Linked DNA regions of Mus musculus: region 2 is linked to region 1. Evidence: chromatin loops called from intact Hi-C (ENCODE). Cell type or tissue: left cerebral cortex. All regions are shown on one strand. Each heading gives the region's core, and the rest is flanking DNA. Links, peaks and the distances in the headings are about the cores only.

Region 1 (5,376 bases), core at 214-5,213:
CATGCCCGGCTAAACCCAGGACTTTTAACAAAAAAAAAAAAAAAAAAAAAAAAAAAAAACAAAAAAAAAACTCTCTTTACTTTTTATTTTGAGGCATGGTCTCATTGGTTTGCCCAGCTAGCCTGAGACTTGGTCAAGGAAGGCATTCAACTCAGCATCCTCCTGCCGCTGCCTTCTGAGTAGCCAAGGTAACAGCTCGTGCTATTAGAGTTGGCTTTGTTACTGGGCTTTTGAGACAAGAACTTTGCTCTGTTGCCCAGGTGGCCTCCGACTTGAGATTCTCCAGCCTCTGCCTTTCCGGTGCTAAGCATTGACAGGTGTGAGCCTCCAGACCCACCCTGTACGTATAATCTTAATGTTAATTAAAACATGCAACTCAAGCTGCCACCATGGCTCACAAGCGTAAAGACAGCACTCTGGAGGCAGAGGCAGGAGGATCACCCTGAGTCCCAGGCCAGCCAGAAGTACATAGTTGAGGCTTTGTGCTGAAAAATAAATTAAATATACAGCTGGTATGCTGGCACACTTATAATATTCCAGCAGTGGGCAGGCAGACACAGGAGGACTTCTTCAGCATGGACATTCCCACTGCTTCATGAAGAGGCCACAGGCCACCAGGCCTGAGCAGATGTGGAAGGACGCCATCTTGGGAGGGGTTAGCCAGACCTTAAGAGTTCCCACCAAAGACAGACCCAATAGCCCCCACTTTTGATTTTTGTTTTCAAAGGGTCTTGTTGTGTGGCCCATGTTGTCCTCAAGCCCATGGTAACCCTCTTGCTTCAGCACCCCAAATATTAGGATGACAGGCATGTGCCACATGCTGGATTTCCAGCTCCTTTTTAAAAATTAGCATTTATGGCCTGGTAGTGGTGGTGGCACATGCCTTTAATCCCAGCACTCAGGAGGCAGAAGCGGGCAGATCTCTGAGTTTGAGGCCAGCCTGGTCTACAAAGTGAGTTCCAGGACAGCCAGAGCTACACAGAGAAACCTGTCTCAAACAGAAGTATTTATGAAGAGAAAAAAATAGAAATTACATATGTATGAAATTTTCAAAAAAATAAATTTAAAATATTAAGAAGATCTTTATGGGGATGGAGAGATGGCTCAGTAGTTAAGAGTGCTGGCTGCTCTTGCAGAGGACCTGGGTTAGGTTCCCAGTACCCACATGGCTGCTTACAACCTGTAACTACATTTCCAGGTGATCCAACGCCCTCTTCTGGCCTCTGCAGGTACACACATGCAAATACTCAGACCCATGACATTAAAATCTTTAAAAATAAGATTTCTCTGTTTTATTTTGGGTTGGTAAGATGACTCAGCAGGTGAGGGTGCTTGGTGTCAAGTCTGGTGACCTGAGTTCCATCTCTGGGACCCACATAAGGGGAGGGACAATCGACTCTTATATGTTGTCCCCTGACCTCCACACAGGTGCCATGACCCTGACCGGAAGGAAACTCCTGATCCTCCTGCCTCAGCCTCCCCAACTGCTAGCGTTACAGGAAACATCCAGCGGCCAAGCCTGGATTCCGTTTGAGACTCCACCCTACTTCATGACCTTGAGTCGCAATTCAGGAAAACTTTATCTGAATTTCCAAGACCTTGTGACAGTGAAGGAGACTGTTGCCTATGAAACGACTGACCCCGGGTTGGGGGTGCGGGGAAGGGGGCAGTTTGTTACACAGCAATTGCTAGCTAATACAGAGCTTAAGAAGGTTCTATGGTGTTTATCTAATCTGCTCCCCATACTTGGATTCAGCAATGGCTGAAAGAGGCTCAGAGGGCAGCTTTGGCCTTGGCGTAGCTTACGCACATCTGCTGGAGCTTCTGTACTCAGAACTCCCAAGAAGGACTCCTGTGGATCTGATCTGCTGAGCTAAGGAGCCAGGCTTCATCTATCCCCGCTGCTTCCTCTCTGGGGCTAGGGTTCCCTTTTCTGTGCTCTCCGTGGCCCTTCCACGTGAAGTCTGCCACAAGTCCCTGCTCAGTACATGTATAGTCAGGTGTCATGCCGCGACTCTGTGCGCCCAGCCAAGGCCATGCCTGCTGTGAAGGAAGGGGCTGTTTGTTTATTTGCCCTACATTTATGAAGAAACAGGCCCAGAGCCAAGGTCACAGAGATACAGAGGGCCTGAAGCAGTCACTCTGCCCGGGGGCTCTCTCATCTACTGTACCCAGCGCTGGAAATAAAGGACAGCGATAGGAGAATAATTAATGATTATTAAGTGTTTGTGTTGGCTTTGAGGCTGACCTAGGCTGTCCTGGAACTCACTAAGTAGCGCAGGATGGCTGTGAACTTGAAGCCTTCTGCCTGAGTGCTGGGTTTATATGTGTGGGCCACCTCGCGTGGGTCCTGCAGAAACAATTTGGAGGGTTTTCCACGGGCTCACAACTTGCTTGGCCAACAGTATGCAGGGGAAGGGGGCTGCTCTATTCCACTTGATGGAGGAAGAAACTGAGGCACAGAGACGCAGGAACCCTCGCCAAGACCGCAAAGCGGTGGACTGGCCAACAGGAACCTGCACCCACTGCCCATGCCCCACCCCCGTGGGTCCTGGTCTTGGCTTCAGCCCAGTCCTGGGCAGCACCCGGCGCAGGGAAGTGCAGCCGCCCTCTCTTCCGCCGGCCCTGGGAATCTGGTTTCTGGGGAAGTGACTCAGTGCCCCGAGGCCCCTCGAGGCTCGTCCACTTCCAATCCCGGTAATTAAAGGACCCTAATTGCTCCGCAGCTCGGAGACTCCGGTCCTCTCCCGGATCCACGCGCGCTTCCTGGGCGGGTGCCTGACGACTGCAGCGGGCACGAGGCTCGCGCGCCCTCTGCTGGTCATGGGCGGCAGCGCAACTGCAACCTGCCGCCCTGAGAGACCCGGTCCCCTCCGGCTTCAGCGCCACCAAAGGTGGAAAACCTGGGTTTCAAGAGGGTTCTCTCCCTCAGAAGGCGCTCTTCCAAACAAACAAACAAACAAACAAACAAACAATCAATCATTTATCTGGTTCCCCATTCACCCCCCTTTCTTTGGAGGGAAGACTGAGGGGAGGAGGAAGATATTGGGGACGGGATCCCAGGGCTTGGCGCACCGGCTTGGCAACCCAGTCGGCCTCTGAGCCACGCCCCCAGCGACTTAGTATCTTCTAGCTTTCATTTCCTCATCGTAAAGCCAGGATAAGAAAGAACTCCAAGCTGGGCATGGAGGCTTACATCAATGCACTCAGGAGGCAGAGGCAGGTGGCTATCTATGTGCCAGCCAGAGCTCCCTATTACCTCAGACTCATCAAGTACTTGCCAAGCAGCCATGCCCTGGCTAAGGAACTCATCTCATTCTCCCATTGCTTCTCCCTTCCTCCTGTGTGGTCAACTCCTACGCACCCTTCAAAACCACCTGAAACGTGACCTCCGCCTAAAGACAGCCCTAGTTCCCGGGAGGGGTGTAGCTTTCTGTGACAGAAAGTGGTCGTGACTTGTAAGCAATACTCATTCCCTTGCCTGAATTCCAGGACAGATGGAGCTGGCATTCTACTCTCTCGGATAAGGCTGGCTGGTGTTGCAGAGTCACACGTGGCCCTTGCGTTCATCTGCTTCCCCATAAGCGATCATCCATGCTGTAAAGCAATGGGTAGCGCTGGCTGCAATCCTTTTGACAGCTGAGAAACATTCCATTGTGTGGAGGTACCACACCCAAGTTGAAGCCTGGGGGGTGGGGGGTGGGGGGGTGCTAAAGCACTCACTCACCTTGTATGGATGGGGCCTTGGGCTCCCCCTCAGAGTTGCAGGAACAAAGCACTCTGGAGACCATGAATCATTGAGGCAAAATGGCAGGCAGGTCTGAGTTGGAAGTTGGTGACTCTAAATTCCAGGCTGGTGAAAGCAGCCTTGGGGAGGAAGGGGAGGTGGGGAGGGGCAGGTCTGCAACTTCCCTAAGCCTCAATCCCCTCATCTGTAAAATGAGGGAGAGACCAGCACCCCACTGCCCTAGTCAGGGCCACCGCTGCTACCATGCAACCCCAGGACCAGAAGTGAGCTGAGGAGGAAAGGGTTTATCTGGCTTACACTTGCACATCCCAATCCACCACTGGAGGAGGTCTTCAGGTCCCTATACGTCTGTTTTGTGATGGCTCCCCGCGTGCATCAGAAGAGGGCTCCTGAAGTGGAGGGCTCTGGTCTTTCCTGTCCCAGGCCAGTGGAGAGCGATGGAGAATCATACCAGTTCCTTGTTAAGGGGCAGCTCCCAGGGAAGACTTTGTGGCTGGCCAGCCCCATGGTTCCTTCTGTCCCCAGCTCCTGAATGCTGGGACCACAGATGTAAATCGGGGTGCCTGGCTAGTTCTGCGGACTCTGCTTCTGAACTCAGGTCGGCATGCTTGCATGGCAAGCGACCATCTCCCCGGCCCGATCCGTGTGGAGTTTTAAAATATGCTTTCTTTTCTGTTGTGTTTCCCACAATACACACACACACACACACACACACACACACACACCTGGAATTCCTAGGACAACTGTGGGAAGCTGATTTTTTCCTTGCACCTCATGGATCCTGGGGAGCCAACTCAAGCAGTGAGTCTCAGGGGCAAGCGTCTTCACCTATGGAGCCATCTCATCGGCCCATCATGGAGAGGTGCTTTTTTTTTTTTTTTTTTAAAGAATTATTTACTGAGCTGGAGAGATGGCTCAGCAGTTAAGAGCACTGACAGCTACAGTGTACTTACATATAATAATAAATAAATCTAAAAAAAAAGAATTATTTACTTATTTTAGGAATATGAGTACACTGTAGCTGTCTTCAGACATACCTGAAGAGGGCATCAGATCCCATTATAGGTGGTTGTGAGCCACCACGTGGTTGCTGGGAATTGAACTCAGGACCTCTGGAAGAGCAGTCAGTGCTCTTAACGGCTGAGCCACCTCTCCAGCCCTCCCATCCCCCCCCCCCCCATTTTTGTTCTTTTCGGTTTTTTTGAGACAGGGTTTCTCTGTATAGCCCTGGCTGTCCTGGAACTCACTTTGTAGACCAGGGTGGCCTCGAACTCAGAAATCTGCCTGCTTCTGCCTCCCGAGTACTGGGATTAAAGACGTGCGCCACCACGCCCGGCCCATCCCCCTTTTTCTAGAAACTTATTTTCTGAGTACCTGGGACAGTAGGATGCATTCTAAATGCTCCCGGGACAGGAAGGAAGGAGGGAAGGAGGGGGGGGGAGGGAGGGAGGGAGGGAGGGAGGGAGGAAGGAAGGAAGGAAGGAAGGAAGGAAGGAAGGAAGGAAGGAAGGAAGTGAACTCATTAAGAAGAAGGGCTGGGTGGTCATCTGCCTCCTGGAAGAGGAAGTGGCCCCGTGAAGGGATCAGAATGGGCAGCCAAATATTGGAGGCTGTGGGAAGTCTTCTGG
Region 2 (5,376 bases), core at 150-5,149, 46 kb before region 1:
AACCAGGAATAGCCACTACAGTATGTATGTAAGTGCACTACATTTATGCCTGTACCCAGAGCCCAAAGAGGACACCAGATCCCTTGAAACTAAAATTTTAGAGATTGTGACCATGCAAGTGCTGGGAACTGAACCTGGGTCCTCTGCAAAAACAGAACGTGCAAATGTCTACTGAGCCATCACTGCAGCCCTAATTTTTAAGTTTAGGAAGTTGTCGTATGGTCATTGTATATTGTCCTAGGTTTCATAAGCACATTCATATAAATGTCGATGATACACTCTGAGCACATTCCATCTCCTGTTCTCTCCCTTTCCCCTTTCTCATGCTGTTGGGATTTTAAAATTAGTTTTTGTTTAGATTAGATGTTGATCTCTTCAGGAGCTATTCCTTCATGGAGGCTGCTTTTTCTTTCTGCGCCACATGGTAGCTTCCCACCTTCCTGTGTCTAGGCAGTCGGAACTGTTGCATCTTGTTCACTGTCAGCCACTGCCTCTGCCTCTCCAATTCTGAAATTGCAGGCATGAGCCACCATCAGTCTAATAGTTAATTCTTTTTTGTTATGCCTTGGGCGACAGGGGCGGGAGGTTGAGACATGGTCTCTCTACATAGCCCTGCTTGCTCTCTGGGAACTCACTATGTAAAAACTAAGGTGGTCTCTAACTCTCAGACGTGCCTCTGTTTCATGAGTGCTGAACATAAAGGTTTGTGCCACCATGTTCAGCCTGGCTAATAACTAGTCTTGGATACTGGTTCCTAAAATTGTGTTGTGTATCATTCTGTTATTTGTGCCTGAAAAATGCATATTCTGAGCCAGGCATGGTGGCCTTTAGTTCCTTCCAGCATTCAGGAGGCGGAGAAAGGCAGATCACAGTGAGTTCAGGACCAGCCTGGTCTACATAGAGAGTTCCAGTACAGCTACACTCAGGTTACACACAGAGACCCTGTTCTGTCTTAACAAACAGACAAGTCCACCAAAAAGGCCATATTCTGAAAATAATGAAAACAGAAAACCTATTCAAAGTATTTTCATTGCCATCACATACTACTTGGCTTATACTTAATGGGAAATTATTTCTTATATTTAGTTACAGCCAAGCTCTACATCTGAATCTATGGATCAACTACTAAGCAAAAATAGAGAAGGAGAAAAGTCACGAGATTTGATTAAAGATAAAACGGAAGCAAGTGCTAAGGATAGTTTCATTGACAGCAGCAGCAGCAGCAGCAACTGTACCAGTGGCAGCAGCAAGACCAACAGCCCTAGCATCTCCCCTTCCATGCTTAGTAATGCAGAGCACAAGAGGGGGCCTGAGGTCACATCCCAAGGGGTGCAGACTTCCAGCCCAGCCTGCAAACAAGAGAAGGATGACAGAGAAGAGAAGAAAGACACAACAGAGTGAGTAACCTGGGTCTCAGCACATGCTCTCTCCGAGTAACCTGCTTTAAGGGGTTTTCTGTTCCATAGTAACTGTTACATAGAGCTGGGGTTAGAAATCTGAGCTGAATCTAGTCATTGGGTTCTTAGCATTCTTCCCATTCTGACTTGTTTGCAGCTGTGGGGGTAAGAAAAGCTACTTCTATGGAGATAAGAGTTTAAATTTGAATGCCCTGTCTCGGGGTTCTGGTTCTGCCTAACCCTGCAGTCTGCAAGGACTATTTGCTGCCCCAGTTGAGGAAATGTTTAGTTGATAAGCACATCTTTATAAACCTTATTTCTGTGCATCTGGCATTTAAAAGCACTTAAATAGATAAACTAGTGGGTTAGCCTCAGACATAATCACCACTCCCTTTTTGTGTTCTGGATAACAAAAAAAAAAACTAATTGTACTTGAACTATTTATTCTTGATTTGCAGAAAAATAATTTTACTAGAGCAATGGTAAACCCAAGGCATGTGATTAAAACATTTTGACACATTTAAAATTGCTGCGTATGCTACAGGTGGTGGAAGGGCTTTGTTAACACAGCACTTGGGCATCTGAGGCTGTTGATCCTAAGTTTGAGGCCAGCCTGGATCCATTGCAAGGCCTAATCTTTAAAAAAAAAAAAAAATTAGAACTACTGTGAACTCATTAAGCATTGGTGTTTTATCTGCCTGTCTGTCTGTACACCACACACTTGCTGTACCTTCAGAGGCCAAAAGAGGGTGTCAGATGCCTGAAACTGTAGTTATAGATAGATGGATTAATAAACCCAGTCCTATGGAGTGGCAGCTGTTTAGCTGTCACTTAACCTCATTAGGCACCCTTTTAAGGGGCTGCGACTTACCAGTTGAAATATTCGGTGATTGCTTTTGAGGGATGTGGTTTCTTTGGTTTTCATTTGTTCTCGTATGGTTAGTTTCTTCATCAGATTAAGCAGCAGAGGTGTGTGTTTCAGTAAAGGAGACTGAGACATGGAGAGTTACTCACATCTGCTCTATGTCAGCAATCCTCTGAAAGCTGACGAGTGTGGCGCAGTTGAGAAAGCCGCAGCCCCATGATGTTTCACTGGCCTGCTTGTTGTTTTCTTTCTTTCTTAGGCAGGTTAGGAAATCGACATTGAATCCCAATGCAAAGGAGTTCAACCCTCGTTCTTTCTCTCAGGTAAGCGCTAGCCTTTTACAGCTGGTCTGAAGAGACGTCACTGCGCTCTTCATGGCTTTCTCCTGAGCTCCCATCTGACTGAGCCCAGTTGTAGGACCCTGAGACAGCCTGGCCTCCAGGCTTGTGGGATGTCCCCAAGCTTGTCAGTCCTGCTGTGCCGCTGTGAGGGACAGCTCAGTGTAAGCTCACAACGACTGAGGCTGTCAGGCCAAAGAAGCCCACTCACTAACTACACAAGAGAGTCCATTTCCTCGGGAAGGCATAGGAGAACATGCCTGTATTCTTAGCAAACAGGAGACCGGGGCAAAAGGGTCATGATTTTGTGGTCAGTTTGGGCCACATAGTGAGATCCCCACCCCAAAACACAAAAATGAAAAGAAAAAAATGGATAGACCTTTTCTGGTTCCTTGTAAAATTATTACAATTTTTATATCTTTTTTTCATTGATAAATATTTTAGCTTGATTAGATATGATACAGTGTTGATACCAAATCTGTGTTTATGCCAGCCCTCTAACACTGAGAAATGTCTGCAGCCTAAGTTTTCCCTTTTTTAACCCCTGGAAACTGAATCAACTTCTTACATGCTAGCCTCTGGATGTTTTGTTTGCCTGTTTGTTTGTTTGTTTGTTTTGCTTTGCTTTATCTTTAGAATAAAAAAATGCTAGTTAAAAACAAATAGGCAGAACAATCAGGGAAGCTGCTTTGAATATTGTTTTCATAGATGCTTTTCATCTTGACAGAGTTGATGTTGAATTCTGTTTTTGTTGTTGTTGTTGTTTTGTAGCCAAAGCCTTCTACTACCCCAACGTCACCTCGGCCTCAAGCACAACCCAGCCCATCTATGGTGGGTCATCAGCAGCCAGCTCCAGTGTACACTCAGCCTGTGTGCTTCGCACCCAATATGATGTATCCCGTCCCAGTGAGCCCGGGCGTACAAGTAAGTTCCATGGGTTACAATTTGCTGGACACCATAGCTTGCATTTAGCACAAGTGTCCTAGGTGGGCACTAAGTGGGACACCTGATAGCAAGTAGTGTTAAGAGTGGGCAGTGGGTAGGGGTGGTGTATTGTATCATTAGCATGTGGATCTAAGTTTTAGGATTAATTTTCAGAAAAAAATGACTTACATTTACTATAGGCCAGAGTTGTTCCTTTTAGTTGTGGGTATTAATTTGAATAGCTCACAGGGAATCAAGAAAACACTGGCCAGATCACATTAAAAGACAGTGATAGAATGAATATATTGTTACCATATGAATCTAATGATGTGTTTTCAATTCCCTCAAGCCTTTATACCCAATACCTATGACGCCCATGCCTGTGAACCAAGCCAAGACATATAGAGCAGGTAAAGGTGAGAATAACCCTGCCTGTGTTTGCTTGTGTCTGCATGCTGCATGAGTTTAGCACCTGTGTGCAATGAATAGTTGGCTTCAGCTTGAATTCACAGGGTATGTGTTCACTTGTGATGGCCAACGTGAGTATTCAAGTGATCACATAGTAATCATGTGAGAGAAAAAAATATAAATAAACTTTGTATGTGGTGTGTGGGTATGTGCATGTGTGCACTCAGTATACATGGAGGTTAAAAGAACACTGTAGGAGTTCCTCCTGGTGGGTTCTAGGATCAACCTCAGGTCATCAGATTTGGCCACAAATACCTTTACCTGATGAGCCATCTTGCCAACCCAATAAATGTCCATCCCCATCCCAGTCACCTACACCTTTACCACCCACACTCCACCCTACCCTACCCCCACACAGAGTCTCTCTCTCTCTTACCTTGTAGCCTTGACTAGCTTGGAACTTACTTTATAGACCAGACTTTTGTGGAATTCCTATAAATCTTCCTGCCCCCCCAAGTGCTGGCACTAAAGGTGTGCCCACTACACTCGGCCTTCTTTTTAAAGATGCATTTTGAGGCTGGAGAATTGGATCATTGGTTAAGAGTGCATGCTGCTCTTGCAGAGGACCCAGGCTTGATATCCAGCTCTCACGTGGTGCCTCACGACTTATCTGTAACTAACTCCAGTCCCAGGGAATCCAGTGCCCTCTTCTGGACTCCATGCATACCAGGCATACACACATGTATCAATATACATGCAGGCAAAACACTCATACACATATAAATATCTGTATTTTTTTTCTATATATGAACATTTTGCTAGCGTGTTTGTACTTGTACTGTATGGACACACGGAAGCCAAAAAAAGGCAGCAGAACCCCTGGGACTGGTATCACAGACAGCTGTGAGCTGCCTTGTACATGCTGGGAACCTGAACTCTGATCCTCTGTAAGAACATCAAGTGCCTTAACTGATAATTCTCTCTAGCCTCTGTTTGGTATTTTTTGCCAAAAGAAATAAATTTTAGAAATTTCAAGCTGAAGTCTAAATTGAAATTTTATCAGAATTTTTTTTTTGTTTGTGGTTTATTTGGAATTGTTTTCAGCCATAGTCTCACTGTGTAACCCTCACTGGTCTGGAACTGGCTATGTAGACCAGGTTAACCTCAAACAGCAATCCTAGAGTTAAAGGCGTGCACCACCACACTGGCCGCTCTTTATTGCTGAGAAGATGCTCCTATAGCCAGGCTGGCCTCATCGGACTTGCTGTGTAGCTAAGGCCTCAGATCAGGTGTTGGCTGTGCTGGAACTGAGTCTAGGTGGCAGTGAGCTGCTATGTGATGCTGCGGACATTTTCCCCAAGTGCTGTGTGCCCTGCGCACAGCTTTACTCAGTGCTCTTGCCCTGCAGCTGTTGTAATCCCCTCTTCCCAGCGTATCAATCCTG

What was found. Hi-C counts contacts between places; a loop is a spot of excess contacts. Peaks named below come from ENCODE experiments on the same cell type or tissue, not always from the same donor. Only the 100,000 strongest peaks of a DNase experiment are listed, where the experiment ranks them.
Region 2: a loop joins it to region 1, with 2.3 times the contacts of the local background. A loop is called at or near these places in 16 of 42 quality-filtered maps.

What each region holds. Positions count from the first base shown.
Region 1 is chr5:121,840,194-121,845,569 of GRCm38, forward strand. No RefSeq gene overlaps it. Among named protein-coding and RNA genes, the nearest start is that of Gm32422, 4.7 kb to the left of the region's middle. In left cerebral cortex, for the core only: CTCF peaks have their summits at 1,241 (motif pointing left) and 2,814 (motif pointing left); DNase peaks (open chromatin) are centred at 2,065, 2,705 and 3,404; H3K4me3 peaks cover 708 bases; H3K27ac peaks cover 967 bases.
Region 2 is chr5:121,793,852-121,799,227 of GRCm38, forward strand. It overlaps Atxn2 (ataxin 2), which reads left to right. Exons shown (of 25, transcript NM_009125.2): 15 at 1,087-1,397; 16 at 2,522-2,585; 17 at 3,372-3,524; 18 at 3,874-3,940. Among named protein-coding and RNA genes, the nearest start is that of Mir7031, 23 kb to the right of the region's middle. In left cerebral cortex, for the core only: a CTCF peak has its summit at 2,125 (motif pointing right); no DNase peak of the experiment used is centred there.